Regions from separate parts of the Mus musculus genome. Here region 2 is linked to region 1. A link is a loop called in an ENCODE intact Hi-C map of the cell type or tissue named here. Cell type or tissue: heart. All regions are shown on one strand. Links, peaks and the distances in the headings refer to the core of each region. The heading gives the core; the rest is flanking DNA.

Evidence for each region. Hi-C counts contacts between places; a loop is a spot of excess contacts. Peaks named below come from ENCODE experiments on the same cell type or tissue, not always from the same donor. Only the 100,000 strongest peaks of a DNase experiment are listed, where the experiment ranks them.
Region 2: it touches region 1 in a loop (2.3-fold over the local background); 2 of 42 quality-filtered maps call a loop at or near these places.

The regions. Positions count from the first base shown.
Region 1 is chr13:35,579,589-35,586,123 of GRCm38, forward strand. No RefSeq gene overlaps it. Among named protein-coding and RNA genes, the nearest start is that of Cdyl, 77 kb to the right of the region's middle. In heart, for the core only: no CTCF peak of the experiment used is centred there; no DNase peak of the experiment used is centred there.
Region 2 is chr13:35,737,652-35,744,186 of GRCm38, forward strand. The region is part of intron 3 of Cdyl (chromodomain protein, Y chromosome-like); the gene reads left to right. Among named protein-coding and RNA genes, the nearest start is that of Cdyl, 81 kb to the left of the region's middle. In heart, for the core only: a CTCF peak has its summit at 3,469 (motif pointing left); DNase peaks (open chromatin) are centred at 3,180, 3,730 and 4,500; H3K4me3 peaks cover 3,262 bases; H3K27ac peaks cover 3,057 bases; H3K27me3 peaks cover 1,024 bases.

The DNA.
Region 1 (6,535 bases), core at 434-5,433:
CTCCTCCATTGTTGGTGGGATTGCAAGCTTGTACAACCACTCTGGAAATCAGTCTGGCGGTTCCTCAGAAAATTGGACATAGTACTACCGGAAGATCCAGCAATACCTCTTCTGGGCATATATCCAGAAGATGCCCCAACCGGTAAGAAGGACACATGCTCCACTATGTTCATAGCAGCCTTGTTTATAATAGCCAGAAGCTGGAAAGAACCCAGATGCCACTCAACAGAGGAATGAATACAGAAAATGTGGTACATTTACACAATGGAGTACTACTCAGCTATTAAAAAGAATGAATTTATGAAATTCCTAGCCAAATGGATGGACCTGGAGGGCATCATCCTGAGTGAGGTAACCCAATCACAAAGGAACTCTCACAATATGTACTCACTGATAAGTGGATATTAGCCCAGAAACTTAGGATACCCAAGATATAAGATATAATTTGCTAAAAACATTAAACTCAAGAGAACAAAGACCAAAGTGTGGACACTATGCCCCTTCTTAGAATAGGAAACAAAACACCCATGGAAGGAGTTACAGAGACAAAATTTGGAAGTGTGATGAAAGGATGGACCATCTAGTGATTGCCATATCCAGAGATCCATCCCATGATCAGCTTCCAAACGCTGACACCATTGCATACACTAGCAAGATTTTGCTGAAAGGACCCAGATATAGCTGTCTCTTGTGAGACTATGCCAGGGCCTAGCAAACACAGAAGTAGATGCTCACAGTCAGCTATTGAATGGACCACAGGGCCCCCAATGGAGGAACTAGAGAAAGCACTCAAGGAACTAAAGGGATCTGCACCCCTATAGGTGGAACAACAATATGAACTAAGCAGTACCCCGGAGCTCGTGTCTCTAGCTGCATATGTATCAAAGATGACCTAGTCGGCCATCACTGCAAAGAGAGGCCCATTGGACTTGCAAACTTTATATGCCCCCGTACAGGGGAACGCCAGGGCCAAAAAGGGGGAGTGGGTGGGTAGGGGAGTGGGGGTGGGGGGTATGGGGGACTTTTGGTTTAGCATTGGAAATGTAAATGAGCTAAATACCTAATAAAAAATGGGAAAAAAAAAAGAAAAGAAAAAAATCTATTTTCAATTTAAAAATAAAAGAGCTGTAAGACACTCAAGCTGAATCTTCCCCAATCTTTTTAGTATGGACTTAATAAAGGTTAATGTTATGATTATTTCTGTTTGTGGCACAAAAACTGTGAGCATATTTAATAACTCACACTGGCTATTGTTTATTGGACTGCAATACTGACCCATCAAAGGGCCATACTAAGCCCTCTTCCTGAGCTTCTCAGTCAAAATGAGAACATTTAAGAGGCAGATACAGAGGAAATGGGGGCTAGCCTGATCTACATATTGAGATTCTGTCTCAAAAGAGCAGCCTGGAGGTGGGGATTGCACATAAAAAGCTAAATCAAATTTTTAAAGATCTTTTCAGTCAGGTGAATCACTAAGAGTCAGACTGTATATGTAGACATCTTGCTTTTGTAAAATGCTACGTAAGTGTTAAGAGGGTAGGCAAACAGATGTAGTTAACAATGGTCATCTCTAAAGACTGGGGTCATTGCAGAAGGAGCCACTGACCTATTTTGGTTTTAGGTAAGTTTTTGATTTGGGAGAAAAAAAAAGTGTGATTTAAAATTAACTGTATGGAAAATAAGCCTTCTGAAAATGATTGACACAGGTTGCCCACCTTATGTTCCTAGTGCCCACGTCTGGCCAGATGTGCAGAGAGCATCTTGAGGGATAGGGCTTTATTCCCAGAGTTTCTGTAAGCACTGGTGGGCCATGGGTATCATGGGATTTGCATCTGGTTTCCGTGTAGGAGGTATGTTGGAGCTTTCTAGCCTGGTAGTCAAAACAAGTCAGGAATAAAGAAAATGTGTTCCTATTCAAGAAGAAATCTTCTGCTTTCCTCCCTGCCTTCACATATGACTTTCCTTGGCCATTATTGCTGTCAAAACCACTTTAATGAAATACACTTCTAAGTAGGGATTAGGGAGGGACTGTGGCTGCTATCTCACACCCCAAGAGAGCAGTTGAGTTTTGCCTTTCAGTCACTGCTAAAGACATTTGTGAAAGCAAAGCACATGGCGCTCCCCTCTTTCAGGCCCACCCAGAGCTCCCTTCCTGAAGTCCACCTCTCCATGTTTTTCCTCTGTCCCTTCCTTCCTGGAGCTGCTGGTTATTCCCGGAGCTGGGAGGGGGTGGGGGAGGCTGGCCTGGGCTTCAACAGCTGTGTGGAGCTAAGTAGACAGCAGCAGCTACCTAAGCAGCCTGTGCTCCTGCATCCTGCTCAGCATCGTCATCTCTGTCAGGGGCTGAGTCTCTGCCCAACAGTCATGAGAGAGTGCAGCAGTTTCAAACTACTTCTAAAGCTCATGTTATCAATGTCTAATGGCATTGTCATTCTCCACAACAAGGACCCAGCTCTACCAAGATGATGCCCTGCCAGCATTGATTGGTATTTGTCAGTGTAAATAGGAGAGCCCATGCTTCCCCCTACAGTGTGTATTTACATAAACAGGAGCTGCCCAAGGACTGATGTTTGATTTTATCTCACTTTCTGAATTAGGATTTCTAGTGCTACAGCAAAACACAGTGACCACAAAGCAAGTTGGGGAGGAAAGGGTTTATTTGGCTTACACTTCCACATTGCTGTTCATCACCAAAGGAACTCTTTTCTCATGACTCTAGTTTGTGCCAAGTGGATGAATACCTACCAGTCACTATATTCACCAATTCTAAGAAGTTGTCACCCTTATTAATGCCATGTCTGGACCCTGGTTTACATCTTCCCTTTCAACTTTAACACGCACTTGAATACAAAACACTCAGTGAAACAACTCTGGGAAGACTCCCTTTTGAAAAGAGTCAGAAAGTAATGAGCAGGATGTCACAGACCTGAGGATTATCACATGACATCAGGTCTGAGCAGGTAGCTCTATGCCGTACTTTGATCGTTGCTATGGTAAAATAAGTGGGCTGTTTGGCTTGTGCTGAGAAGTCATGATGGCAAGAGAATGAGCTAGCTGGTCACGATGTTTCCACAGTTCAGAAGAGAGAAGCGGGGAGGGAGGGGGATGAGTTTCACTGAACCTGAAGTTCACCCTTTCAGCTAGCCTGGCTGGCTATGAAGCTCCTGAGATCCACTTATCTCCAACCCAATCCCACCCCAGCACTGAGTTACAGACATGCGCCTCCAGGCCTAAGTGACTGCTGGGAGTATGAACTGAAGTCCTCATATTTGCACAGCCAGTACTTTGCCACTGAGCCATCCTCTCCAGCCTGATTCTAGGTCAGTTTTGAAACTACATTCCATCACAGTAGGGAAGATATAGTGATTAGAATGGCTCACACATAAACCTAAACACAAATGCATATACACAAATGCATATAGGGGAGTTCTCCTCCCCAATATTTGGACATATTTGGACAGACAGTTCCGAGTTTTCAGGCACCAGAACATGCTGTGGGACTTTGTCGCAAACAAGATTATGAATCAAATTAACCCCATTTGCTTGTTCATTGCCCCACAGCAGGTACCTTGTTAAAGATCACACACACAACAAAACCCTTAACACATTGTCTGGAAAAAAAATGTAGGTGAATTTTTAGATGAAGCAAACTATAGTAGTAGAAGTCAGATGGGGTCACTAGAAAATGAGAAACTATCTCTGTTGCAAAGGGACACAAGAAACTCATTCAGGTGACTGTGTTCTGTATCCTAGTTATGGTACTAGTTATATGATGGTATACTTTCAAAATCAGAGATTCTCAACTTAGCATTATTGACCAAGACAACTATTGGGGACTTGATTGCAGTTCCAGAGGGTTAGCCCAAGATCATCATGTCAGAGAGCATGACAGCAGGCAGACAGGCATGGGACTGGGTCAGTGTAGAGAGCTTACATCTGATCCACAAGCAGCAGGCGGTGGGGGGGGGGGGGCTGGGAGGAGGGGAGAAGGACTGGGGTTGGAGAGAAAAACTAGATGGAGAGAGATCTCCCAGGTTAACAGCTCCTCTAACAAAGCCACATCTTCTAGTTCTTCCCAAAATTGTTCCACCAACCAGGGACCAAGCATTAAAATATATGACTGTGTGGGTGCATTCTCATTCAAACTATCATACTATCTAATTGTCCACATTACTCCTGAGAAATCTGATAGCACCTCAATTCTCAGCCTTCTGAACATTTTCCCACATTTTTAAAAATCAAATGAAGTTATTATGTCCTATTCAAACTGGAATATTACATTCTATACTTCTAGGTAAGCTCCAGGTGTGATTTATTTTTAAACTGTCTTTCTGAACAGCCCATGATGTACAGTCCATCCAATAATTCCACCAACTTACTTCTAGGAGATGGCCTTCCCCTTCCAGGCCTTTCTGACACTCCTGTTTCAGCTTCTTACAAAGAACTCCTCCTAATTCTCAGCGTGTTCCTTTCCCCTAGGACATTATTGTAACTCATTCTTTTTTTTTTTTTTTTTTTTAATCTTTTGATGTGTGCTTCCTAGAGATGATGGCAACTCAACCTCCCATGGCGAAATCCCTCTCCCAAAGGGTGGTGGTGATCCTTCCTACTGCCTCTTAGAGAGTCTTCAAACTGGCTGTCTCTGTTGTAGAGCTCACTAAACTGCTCGCCTCCAACACGTGATCACATTCAAGCAGGAAGCTGGCTTTTCCTCCAGGAGTTGTCAGGTTCTGTAGGCGTTTCCTCTGGGGACCTAGCATTTCCCCAAGATGAATTTTATATCAAACAGTTCCTTGTAGCTCCTCTTTAAATCCTTGCTGTCAGTGTGTCTTTTGCTCTCAAGTCTGAAGTCCCTCAAATCCAGATTTTGAAGAAATGTGTTTTTTTCTCTAAAGGAGACTTATAAAATGGCTGTCACTGGAACAGGCTGGTAAAGATGGGTAAGGGAGAAGAAAGAGATGGAGAAACTCCACTGTTAACCATCACTATACCACACACACACACACACACACACACACACACCCCTTTACATGGTGAATGAATCTGAGTGAGCACTGGATCAAAAGGTGCTGGGACTTAGAAAAGTCATGAGCCAAATGGACTGTGGTTTTTGGGCATTAAAAACAAAACAAAACAAAACACCCTATAGATTAAAAAACAGTGGAGTCAACAGATCAACCAAGTAGGGAGCAAGGCAAAGACTGACAGAGCGTCTTAGAAAACTGGAATTTTCAAATAGTAATAATAGTAACTAAAAAATTATAAGAAAAGAAAAAAGAAAACCTGACTTCCCTATGATAAAGAAGAGAGGGCAGGGGCTGGCAAAATGACTTGGGGGTGACAAGCAGCAACTGTTCCTCCATAGCACTGGGTTTTGATTCCCAGTATAAGCAAGGTGGCTCAGAGCCAACGGTAACCCCAGTTCCAAGGGATCCCCGTCCCTCTTCTGACCAGCCACACAAGTGGTACACAGACATGCAGGCAGGCAAAACATTTGTATAAATAAGATGAAGATATTTTAAAGCCTAGTTATAGATAGATAGATAGATAGATAGATAGATAGATAGATAGATGGGGGGAGGGGTAAAGATGGATAGAGGAGTTGTAGATTAGGCTACACAGAGAAAATGACTCGGGAGGTCTATTTCTGGAGTCTAACACTCCAGCGCTGACTTTCTCCTTGAAGGTAATCCGAGAACTAAGAAGATGTACACTATGAAACTAAAGAAACTCCAGAATAGAAGGGATACCTTCGTGGAAGTTGGTGTCTGGTCAGGGCTTTGACTTAACACAGATATAGGAGGAAAGCCATAAAGAATCCTCAGTATCTGCTCCTGAGGCCACGCCCTCCACCTTGAGTCCCTGGGAACCCAGAGGACAAGTCAACTTTCTCTGGGAAAACAAGCTCAAGGGTTAAATCGCCCATTAAATAAGGGGAAGACTAGAAGGGAAGGCTAAAATTCTTTTCAAAACCAAGAAAAGCAAAAGAAACAGAAAACTTGCGATGATGAAAGTCAGAGCAGGTCCAAATGTATCAGTAATTAAAATGAATGTATTTAGAGAAAACTCCATCCTACAAATCATTAAAAGAGAGGTGTTATTTTTTTTTTATTTAACCGTGTGCTTTTTACAACAGAAAACTCATTAAACAAAAGGACAAAAAAAAGGTTGAGAGCAAAATAATGGAAAGTATCAGATTAGCAAAATAAGCCACGAGAAAGCCATCTAGCATGTTAGTATTGTTAAAATAGGCTCAAGGACACTACGCACTAATAGGGCTCCAGCAAGTCACTACACATAATGGTGACTTTCATGGATGAAGGATTTGTTTGTTTGTGTGTTTTGTTTTTGTAACACTGGGAACAAAACCAGCGCTTTGCACATGCTGGGAATGCATGCTTTAATTCACAAAGAAGAGAAAAATATTAAACATCAATGTACACAACTACATAGACATAAATGGGTGGGGCTGCAGGTGTAACGCAGTGAAAGAGCTTTGTTTCTAGCACATACAAGGCCCTGGGTTCCATCCCAG
Region 2 (6,535 bases), core at 713-5,712, 160 kb after region 1:
TGGTGAAATCAAATGTAAAGAATTCTCAAAGCTGACCTCTCTAGAAGAAAAAAAAAAAAAAAAAACAAAAAACCACAAAAAAAAAATCAATTAGGTGCTTGGACAGGAAGCAGTAGTATGGTGGCTTGAGAGATGCCAGCTAGGTTCTGCTTAGAAAGGGAAGAAGAGGCTGCTGTGGAAATGGAAGATGGACTCATCCAGGAAAGGAAATGGGGGCGGGGGGGGGGTGGGACTAGAAATCGGAAAATAATAGTTGGCTGGAAAGGTGCACTAGTATATACAATTTAAGCTTTCAGGAAAGCAAGAATGGTTGTCTCCAAGTGCAGAGAACACATTACCTGACTTCCTGTTTCTCTTGCTCTCACTTTCTTCCTAGTTTTGCCCTGCTCCTTTCTCTCCCTACAGGTAATGGAGATGGGAATTTCACTTAGTTTCGTGAAATGTTTAACCTATAACAGGAGTGGTATTTAATTTCTTTTTAGCTTCATTATGTTTAAACAAACCAACTCTAGGTCCCTTCTTCATAAAATCCATAATTAAATTCTGAGCTTTAGAGGTAGTAGCCAAGATGGAGTGTGCTTTGGGGGTACCAGATTGCTGTAGGCAATCTTGATCTGCAGCCTTTCACAACCACCCATCCTGAAAATGCCTGTATCCCAGAGGCTTTGGTGCTTGATTTTGGCTTCTTTTGTCTTAAAGTCCCATCCCCCACCCCCCCATCTCCTCCAGCATGCCTTGGGATTCAAATGTAGATGGCATGCAGATTATTGGGAGAATAGGACCAACCGAGGCTGACTTGGCTATTGAGAGAGAAAGAAGGGAGGGAAGAGGAGACCTCCAATTTTAAGTTTTCAGCCATTGTTCTCTAGAGATGGGAAATGGCTGTGGTACCTGATCTGAAGAGTTGTACTCGGTGGTATTGGCTTGTGTGGTTCTGGAGAAAGAGTAAAATGGACTGTTTGAATCTCCTCCACTGGTTCAAGTCAGGTAAGGGTTGAAGCTTATTGATGTGCGTTGTAATTGTGTGTGTCCATTGTCTCATGTTGACCACTTCCATACCTTTTAAAATATGTACTGTGCGCCCTGCACTTAGTACTGTGTGGTATAAATTTTGGACAGTCTTCCTGAAGAGTTTGGGAGTACTTCCACACCCACGCACTTGGTCTTGGTAACTGGTTAAAAACTGCACTATTTCATAACGGTGGTATAAATTCAAAGACACAAAGCGATCTTAGGCATATTTACTTTTGTTATAAGCACTGATAAAACGTTTATATTAAAAAGTGAAGGAGGAAGGCGGCATTTGAAAGTAAGATAAGTTCAACTTATCCTCAATTTGCAGAGTAGCATTTAATAATCCAGTGGTTGTTGTAAATGGAGGGAAACGAGGAAGCCAGGGAAGAAGGGGTTAAATGAATAGCTGAAAATGTGGTCAGATTTTCCATCTCTAGTGGAAGCCACCTAATTCATTGGAGGAGAGGCAGTTGGTTCTGAGTTTATGAGACTGGCTTGCTCCTGCTTTGGTGGAGTCTACCGGGAGTTACACCTCCAAATGTGGGTAGTCATAATTTAGATCTTCGATGTTGTCAAATTGAACTTTTCTGGGTTACTCTTCTCAGGTTTTTATCCTCCCCACCCCCCAGTCTGGTTTTTTTCCACCACGGCGATGAACTACTTTACTTTGTATACTAGCTCGTCGACTGAAAATGGTTGCTGTGTCTCTCCATCCTCTTTTGGAGGTAGGATAGGATTGAAGGCTCTTTAGAGATTAGTGTGAAGAGTAGAGATGTTTTTACTTATTTTGGTGTCCACTCTTGGACCTGAGTTTGAATGTGAGACGTTATATGCGCATTGTCTTTTGAGGATCCCTGTTTTTTCTTCAATTTCCTGGTATGTTTGCTCATCGCTTGAGCACTTGACACACAAACGACTTTGAGATTCCTTTGTATAAAGTCCTAATTCTTAGCTTCGAGGAGTTTAACGATTATGTAGATGAATTAGTATAATAGGACATGAGGCGATCCTCCAGTGTAGCAAACAAAGAAACGCTTAAGTGGGAAGGAGGCCTGTTGGAGGTGGCACGGCATTGGCTGAGCCACCTGTGAAAGGCGGAGCTTGAGGTACCTTAAGTTGTTGATGAGTAGGCCTCCTTAACTTGTGGTTCTTGTTTAGGAATCTGATTATGCTTTCTTTGGCCACTGAAATTCCAGCTCATTAAATATCAACTTATGTCATATGCAGAGGGTGGTGTTTGGGATAGGAAATTCAAATGTGAAGATGAAGAACGGATAAACACTAAAATATACTGAGATAGCGCTGCAATGGAGCACTCACGCATCGAGTGCTTTGGGGGAGTCCCCGGAGAGACGTATGGAAGACCAGGCTTTCGAGGTGTTGGTGGTAGTAGTTTTAAGGTTCAAGAGGGCTTTGCAGGCATAGGAGTCACAACCACCAGCACCTACCCGAAGACTTGGCATTTGTACTGTCAGACACCTGGGTATGGGAAAAGGCAGGGAACTGGACGTCAGTGGCTTTTAGAATGCTGTTCTACATAAACTAGTTGGGTTTAAAGAAGAAAACTGTTATGAGGAGCCCGATGTCTGGGAGGTCGGTTAGGATAGAGTTCTGAGGACTGGGACTGGGTGTCGGAGAGGAAGCTTTGGAGGCAATGGGAAGTGATGCGGACTTCCAGTACGACTTAAGGGGAGAAAGTATTGGTAGTGCCCCGAGGGGACGTCCCATTCATTGTGTTGCTTGCTGTTTGGAGGAAGCTAGGTCCATAGCCTCTTTCCCTATCGTCCAGTTTCCTGGCAGATGAGTTGTTCTGATAGGACCCGCTCTACCCATCCCACCTATAACATAAGGAAAGGCCAGCCCGTTGCAGCTGACTGAGAGGGAGTGTTGTCTACCCGGTCCCCACATGGAGCGTCACCATTGACAGCTTCGTTTCTTTAGAAAGTAGACCTCCCGGAGTCCACATTCGGTACACTCCTCTCCGCTCCCCTTAAGAGGAGGTGGACACTTAGGAGGAACCCGAGGCCTGGCGGAGGGAAGCTGCGGGCAGAGTGAGACGGCCGCGCCCTCGCGCCGCCCTCCCCGGTGCCCAGATCCCACCCCGGTAGGAGGCCCAGCTGGCGACACGCGGCGGGGCGCGCGGTCCCGGCTCCGGGTCTTGGCTGCGGCCGCCGGGGCGGCGGGCACGTGGCAGGGCGGGAGACTCCACCTGGCCACGCCGCTGGCCCCTAGATGGCTGGCGCTGTCCCCGGCCGGCGGCCGCTGCGGGAGCACGGAGGCATCTGCTGCGCTATCCCGGTCACAGGCGCTAACAGAACCGCTGCTGCCGTCGGGTCGCGACTTCAGACGCGTGCCCACCGTCCCGCCAGGTCCCTTACTCAACTTCGGATCGGTTTACCTGCCCCAGCGGGCACAGTCACCGTTCTCCGCGACCCTCAAGCACCGCCCGGTCCCGCCCTCTGCTGGGCAACTAGCGCCCACGTCCAGGCAGGGCCGGTGGGCGGTGCCGTGGCCACACAGACCCCGGGGAGCGGGACTTGGGCAACTCGGAGCCCCGCCCACCCCAACTGGCCCCGCCCACCACAATGTGCGGCCCCGCCCACCCCACCCGACTCCTCCCCTTCCTGCCGGCTTGCTCCCTGCAGCCCGCCGCTGGCGCCCAGGCCCGGAACGGAGTCCGTACTCCCCTTGGCCGCCCCGCCCCGCCGCCTCCCACCCCTCCCGCGAGGGCGGCCCGAAAACCCGGAGCGCGGGAGCGTTGCTCCGCCGGGCCGGGCGGCAGCACTGGGCATGCTCAGTAGCCGGGGCAGGTTTTTCGGTCGCAAGTAGGAAGCTTTTTGCACTACACCGGAGACCGGGAGCCACGGATCCCGCCGCACAGCCCGCAGCGCCCGCACCGCCGCCGCGCCCGCCCCAGCCCGTCCGGCCCCTGGCGGGCGCGATGAACCCGCGCCTGAGCCTCAGCCGGCCCGCCGGGCACTGAGCGCGGGCGCCCAGGGCGCGTTGCGCAGCTGCTCCTGCGCACAACCCCGCTGCCGCCGGCCCGCACCGGCCGCCCGGAGCGAGAGGCTGGTCCGTGCACTGCGCCCGGCGCCGGCCGCGGAGCAGGAAGCGCAGGCCACGCAGGGACCCAACTGGAACAAAGTGTCTGCCGCCGGGTGCCGCGCCCCGACCCCGCCGCGCCCCTGCGCCGCCCACCATGGCCTCCGAGGAGCTGTACGAGGTACTCCCCTCCCCCCGGCGGCGCCCCCGGCCCGCGGGCCTCCGTGCCCGGTTTGCTGGACGGGAAGCGTGCGCCAGCCCCCGGAGCGAGCGGCGGCCGGAGGGGCCGACGGGCGGGGGCGCCGGAGTTGCCGGGCCGGGCGGGGGGAAGTGGCGCTGACACGAGCGACTTGCTCAGACTCAGCCCAAAGTGCTGCTGGCGAGGGGAGCCCGTGCCTGAGCGCGGCAGGGTCCGTGGGCGGCGCGGGGGTGCTTTTCCTGCCCGTTTGGTCGAGCCGGGTGGACAGGGTGTCGCCTCACGGGGGGCCCGTGCGGCTGTCTCCACTCGGGTACTAGCCAGAGAGATGCAAAATTTCGCACCGAAAATGCTGAGCGTTGACCACATGCTTTAATTAGGTTAGCATTGTGGCCGGAGCCAGGAAATTGAACTTAAACGCTGATGCGCTGTCGTCGCAGCCTTGCGAGTAGGAAAGGGTTCTAAGAGTCGAGGCGATGAGTTATGGGTGATGGGTCTGCCAGCTTTAACTTCAAGTTTGAGAGTTATCGGTCTGGATCTTTCACGTATTCTGAATGTCTCCACATAACTCCTTGACGTATTTCAAAGTAGACTTCCTGGGAGTACAGAAGGGTAAAAGCTGTGCCTTTGGAATACGTTGTTGGTTTCACATATTTGTACATTCATCTTTTTAAGAGGCTTAAAACTCTCCAGATTCTATCCAGACTCACCTTTAGGATGCCTTTAGGAACTTGGCTGTTTAGGGATTGAAATGGGCATCTGTAACTGCAGCCTTGTGTGATCCTTCCAAGGGGGTACCGCCTTCAGTGTGTATAGCTGCTTTCGGCATAGACTGAAGCTTTGCTGACAACAATGAGGCTTGTAGCAACTTTTTGATGAGTTTTGGTTGCTTTGAAAAAAAACCAAAGGTTTACAAAAGTCCTTCGAAGGAGGCTACCTTCTATAGACCAAGGGGAAGGCTGTTGCTTGCCCTTTATTTGAGCTTCAGTCTACTGTACCTATCATTGAAAATTGTCTCCCCCTTTCAACCATTTTACACATTAGCAGTGCCCTACTGTATTCAAGATGCTCTCTTAGGTCACTGGGGGATATGAAGAGAAAACTCCACTCTCCCGAGAAGCTTGGCTTCCAGGAATGGAAGTGTCTTGATGGGTGCCAGCACAGTAGAGGCTAGGATGTAGAAAAGATGTCTTACTCACCAAGTCGTGGAAAGTACAGAAAGTACTGAGTGTGATCAAGGTGGGGATTTACTTGTCACATTAGATCATTCTTTGGTGGCTGACTCTTGTGTGTTCACTGTTGAGCTTCTTGGGGGATTCTAAATATGGTTCCCATTTGGTATCTGGGGGAGAGGTGCACATTATACATAAGTTGTATCCTCCGTGGGTAAAGATGACACACACTGATTGTGTTAGGAATTAGTAAAGTTACTTTCTGTTTATTCTATAGCTTCCTGTTTTCTACTCACCATTTTTTCTGACAGAGGTCACTTAGAGATAAATAACATCTTATACCAAGTTTGTGTTCATTCAGGGTGATTTTGAATGTCTGTGGTATGGAGGCTTAGAGGTAGAGGCATGTCATGGGCAGTGCTCTCAAGAAGCAGCTCTTGGGGAACAGATAGCTACAGTGCAAGTAAGTGGTGTACCTGGGCCATGGCAGTTTCCAGTCTGGGTCTTTCCTTAGTTTGTTTTGAGGGAAAAGATAACATGAAGATACGACTAAAGTGATGAAAGCCATTGTAGGTGTGTTCTGGTTGGTATCTTTTAAGCTTCCTTCTAACTTCTTTACTTGATGGAAACATCGGGACTGTATTACAACTAAAAGTTGATGTTTAAGGGGTGGTGGCACAGCACTTGGGAAGCAGTGTTGTGAGTTTGGGGTCAACCTGGTCTACAGAGCCTGTTCTAGGATAGCCAAGACTGCAAAACAAACAAACAAACAAACAAACAAAACAACAAAACCCCTCTCTGGAAAAAGTAAAAAAGACAACAGAAAAGCTGATGTTGAAGTTACACACTTGTAATCTCGGACTCAGGAGGCTGAGACAGGATCAGGAATTTCAGGACATAGTGAGCCTGTCTCAAACAAACAAACAAACAAACAAACAAACAAACGGGCCAGTGAGAGGGGTTAGCAGGTGAAGGAAGGCTTCTCCCACCAAACCTAAGTACCAGAGTTTGGTCAGTGTTGTGTTACATGGTGAAGGGAGAGAGTTGACTTCTACAGATGTCACTTGGAGCCCCCACACCAAAACTCAACATGTAAAATGAGTACACTTAC